Linked DNA regions of Homo sapiens: region 1 is linked to region 2. Evidence: chromatin loops called from intact Hi-C (ENCODE). Cell type or tissue: ascending aorta. All regions are shown on one strand.

Region 1 (2,500 bases), 61 kb after region 2:
AGAGTTATACTTTTAAGATAAATTCCTATAAGTGGGACTGATGGATTAAAAAGCAAATATACGGCAGTTTTGCTACAAGGCAGCAAATTCCTCTCTATAAAGATTATAACAATTTGCAGTCCCATCAGAAATGTATGAGGGTATACAGTGTTGCCAACAGAATGCGCTGTCACACTGTTTAATTTGGCCCCCCTGCAGATAAGTAATGGTATGTTCAGTATATTTAATTTGTATTTCTCTAATTATTGAGGTTGAACATCTTCTCATGTTTAAAGGCCATCTTTTCTTTTTTTTTTAAATTGTCTCTCATGCTTTTGCTCATTTTTCTCTCTGATTTTTGGCCTCTTATTCCCCCTCCTTTTTTTTTTTTTTTTTGTGTAAAGACAGGGTCTCACTTTGTCACACAGGCTGATGTGTTGTACTGCAGCCTCAAACAACTGGGTAAGTGATCCTACTACCTCAACCTTCCAAGTAGCTAGGACTACAGGCATGTGCCATGCCCGGCCACTTTTATTTTTATTTTTTGTAGAGACAGGATCTTGCTATGTTGCCCAAGCTGGTCTGGAACTCCAGGCCTCAAACGATCCTTTATCAATCTTTGATTTTATTGTCTCTGGAATTCAGGGTCCTTACTTAGGCACACTTTCCCCACACCTAGGTTATATAAGAATTTATCCAGGTTTCTTAGTGTTTGTATCGTTTCATTTTTGACATTTAGATGTCTGCCCCATTAGTTGATTCATATGTATGGTATTCTAACTTTTTCCAAACAGCTATGTAATTGTCCCCATGCTATTTACTTAAAAATCTATTTTCCAGACTTCTGCTTCTAGCCATGAAAGAACAAACTGAATATATAAAACAACTATTTTCAGATATTGGGACAACAGACTACAGGACTGTGATAACTGAAAGAAAAAAACAAAACAAAGTGAACCCTACATTCACCTAGCTTTCTACCCACAGACAATTTCCAAACCATGTAGCAGAGAACAGAACTCAAGAGGAGAATGGTAGTTTCACCGAGCAGAGGAGGCAAACGTCAGAGGAATTCGGGCAGGCTGGGGCAGCCGGAATTTGTGAGGTAGAGATAAGCAGCAAAAGAACTCCAGAAATCTACATGGAGCTGCCTTGAGTCACTGACTGAGTATTCACTACACATGTATTGGGTGACTTTCACAATGCCATAGTCACTACGAAGAACAATTACAGCAGCTACAAGCTGAAAAACGCAGAGCTCACACAGGGCTGGGAGTCAATGGAGTCCTTATAAGCCAAAGTAGAGATCTCATTGAATATGCAAGTCAATCAGTAAAGAATCCTAATTTAGTAATTGGGCTAAGCTAACTCTAGAGTAAAGACTATGCCAGCTATGCCCTAAAAATATGTAAAAACACGAACTGCCTGCTGATACAAAAGATAAAATCCAAGTCATCAACAATGTTCAGCCTCAAAAAACAAAAAACCAGTAAACAAGTTTTTTGTAGAAAATGACAAGCTGATTCTAAAATTAATATGGAAATGAAAGTACTTAGAATAGCCAAAACAACTTTGAAAAAAGAACAAAATTGGAGGATTTATACTATATGACTGAGACTTACTACAAGGCAACAGTAATTAAGACAGCATGGTACTGGTGTTAAGAAGAGACATATAAATCAGTGAAACAGACTAGAGAGCCCAGAAATAGACCCACTCACATATGGTAAATTGATTTTTGACAAAGGGACCATGGTAAATCAGCAGGGATAGAACAGTCTCTTCAACATATGGTGTTGAGACAACTGGCTACCCACAGGCAAAGAAAATCAACTTCAACTCACACCTCATACTATACACAAAAATTAACTTGAAATCTCAGATAAGAATACACAAATATCAAAAGAAAAAAATGAAATTAACTTGAAACGAATCATAGACCAATGTAAAGCTAATACGATAGAACTAAAAGAAAATACAGGAGTATCTTTGTGACCACAGAATACACAAAGATCCTTAAGACACAAAAAGCACAAACCATGAAAGAAAAAAAAAAGACTTCATCAAATGTACAAGCTACTCTTTGAAACACATCCTAAAGGAAGTAAAAAAAAAAAAGCCACAGAGAAAATATTCACAATACACTTATCAAAGGATTTGTATCCCAAATGATAAAAAGAATGCTTATAACTCAGTCATAAAACAATCCAATTTTAAAATACAGGCAAAAAATTTTATATGAATGGCCAAAGAAGCACATGAAAAGCATGTCAAAATCATTAGTCATCAGGGAAATACAATTTAAAACCAAAAGGAGATACTACTACATATCCACACAATGGCTGAACTTAAAAAGTTTATAATATTAGGCAGTGGTGATGGACAGTGGTAGGAATGTAGAGTAGTATAAAATGGAAAACAGTTTGGTGGCCTTTTATGAAGGTACATATACACTTAACACATGACCTAGTCATTCCATTCCTAGGTATTTACCCAAGAGAAATAAAATGATGTTTACACA
Region 2 (2,500 bases):
TAGCTGAGCGTGGTGGCGCATGCCTGTAATCCCAGCTACTAGGGAGACTGAGGCAGGAGAATCGCTTGAACCCGGGAGGCGGAGGTTGCAGTGGGCCGAGACGGCGCCACTGCACTCCACCCTGGACGACAGAAAAAGACTTCATCGCCAAAAGAAATAATAATAAAATAATTAAAATAAAATAAAATTCAACAATTCTTTCCACTTCACTATACTGTAGTTTTTTTTGTATTGAATTCAAACAAAATTAAATTAATATGAATACTTTTAATGAAAAAGCATCTATTTGTGGTCTCATTTTTATAAAATATTTATATCCTTTAACTCTATGTATACATAAAAATATATCTGAGTAGCGTGCATCCCGTGTTAACTAAAGCTATTTCTCAGTAGTGGGATTTTTCTCTTTTTTTTCCACATGTAAACTTTTCTACGTCCTTTGATTTCTTTGAAACAAGCACGGTATCTCTTTAAAAAGACAACAGATTGGTTGTATTATTAACTACTGCTACCAGAAGTGAATGGGCCAAGATGTTAAGAGGAGAGGAAAGGAGAAGAAGGAGGGGAGGGTGTCAGACCGACGGAGTTGGGGGGAGCAGGAGGCGAGAAAGGGGAGAGGAGCGAGAGAGAGAAGAGGGGGGCTCAAATGACGGAGAGAGCGAAAGAGAGGGCAGGAGGCGAGTAGGAGATGAGCCAGAGGAGAGGAGGACACTGCAGACCCGGGGGGAGGGCAAGGGCGCCGACCGCAGGCCGGGGAGGCTGCAGGAGACTGGGGGCCAGGGGAGCGGGGGAGTCGGCAGCGCCGCCTGGGACAGAGCTTGCCGCACGCTGACCTACTTTCTGGGGCCGATGTGTTTGCAGCCAGAGGTACCGCGGAGCCAAGCCCGGAGCCTCGGGGAGCCGCCAGCGAGCGCAGACTGGGAGGGAGCCGGCCGGGCTCCCCGCCACCCCTTCCTCCGCGCGCCAAGACCTGTCAGTTTCACCCAGCCCGGCTTCCCTGGAAAGGCGGGATCCCTCTGCAGATTTCCAGGCTCTTGGAAGAGGACCGGCGCGTCTATTAAACCCGAGTCGCTCCACGGGCTCTCCGCCCAGAGCACAAGCTGCCTTCCCCCGGGAACTGGACCTCGGCAGCGGCCTGCGCAGAGCCGGGCTCCGGGGCCCTGGCCGCTCTCGGGAAGGCCCCGCGGGTTCCCACCAGGCCAGAGGGAGAACCACCAGGAGGCCGCGCGCGCGCACACGCCGGGCGCCCTCCTCGTGCCGAGGTGGAAAGAGCCTGCGACAGGCAGGCCCAGGTTGTCATTTAGGCTCCGCCACTTTCCGCTCGTGTCCTTGGGCAAGTTACTTGACGCTTCCGAGCCCTATTTTTTTTCTCATTTTTAAGATGGAGAAAATGCCATCCACATCTCAGGGTCAAGGTGAGGATTATAAATAAAATAACGTGTGTGAAAGTGCCTGGCATAGCAGCCGGCACGTGGTGTGTGCTCAATAAAAATGTTAGTTCATCCACTCGGGAGGAAGCTGCTTTGCCGGCGCGTCATGACGGATCCAGGAGCCGGCCAACCGTGCTCTATGATCGTGACCGGGCTATGGCCATCGGTGAACGCTGGTCATAAGCGATTTGTGTCATCGTAGTGCCTGACGCCGGGAGACAAGCTTGGGGAAATGCCTTTTTTCTGAAACATTTCCTATGAAATAGTTTGGCCCCACGCCCACTAACTAAAGAATGAGGCTGGCAGGGCGTGGTGGCTCATGCCTGTAGTCCCAACACTTTGGGAGGCCGAGGCGGGCAGATCAGCTGAGGTCGAGAGTTCTAGAACAGCCTGACCAACATGGAGAAACCCCGTCTCTACTAAAAATACAAAATTAGCCGGGCGTGATGGCGCATGCCTGTAATCCCAACTACTTACTCTTGAGGCTGAGGCTGACGCAGGAGAATCGCTTGAACCCGGGAGGCGGAGGTTGCCGTGAACCAAGATTGTGCCATTGCACTCCAGCATGGGCAACAAGAGTGAAACTCCGTCTCAAAAATTAATTAATTAATTTAATAAAAATAAAAAGAAGGACGCTGTGGATTACTGGTGTAAATAAAAGTAATAAACACTTCAAAAGCGATTGCTATGATACAAACAGAGAGTGCCAGAGCTTTAGGTGAAATCACTCATGCAGCCTCTGGGCAGTGCTAGGGGCAGGTGCACTCACCATGCGGACAACTGAGGCTGAAATAAACGGTAAAGTAACAAGTGGATATTTGTCATTTTGGTGTCACTTGACACGTACTTCCTCTTCATAGGGTGAATATATTTATTTCTTCTGGAGAAATTCCTTGTCCCCACTGTGCCATCTTAGGTAGCTGAAAATCAGAGTTTCTTGCTCTCCCTGAGTCAAGAGTGGGCCCATGATCCCACAGGCCAAAGGGACCTTCTCTTCCTCAGGACTTGGAATCTTGAGGGGAACATGCAAGGACAGAATAAAACAATAACAATAATAATAACAATCATGG

What was found. A loop is a pair of places that touch in the nucleus more often than their neighbours do. Peaks named below come from ENCODE experiments on the same cell type or tissue, not always from the same donor. Only the 100,000 strongest peaks of a DNase experiment are listed, where the experiment ranks them.
Region 1: it touches region 2 in a loop (2.7-fold over the local background); 20 of 110 quality-filtered maps call a loop at or near these places.

The regions. Positions count from the first base shown.
Region 1 is chr16:80,992,348-80,994,847 of GRCh38, forward strand. The region is part of intron 2 of CMC2 (C-X9-C motif containing 2); the gene reads right to left. Among named protein-coding and RNA genes, the nearest start is that of CMC2, 13 kb to the right of the region's middle. In ascending aorta, no CTCF peak of the experiment used is centred here; a DNase peak (open chromatin) is centred at 1,084; H3K4me3 peaks cover 844 bases; H3K27ac peaks cover 809 bases.
Region 2 is chr16:80,931,336-80,933,835 of GRCh38, forward strand. No RefSeq gene overlaps it. Among named protein-coding and RNA genes, the nearest start is that of ARLNC1, 40 kb to the left of the region's middle. In ascending aorta, CTCF peaks have their summits at 805, 1,136 and 1,371; DNase peaks (open chromatin) are centred at 1,027 and 1,636; H3K4me3 peaks cover 1,607 bases; H3K27ac peaks cover 1,715 bases.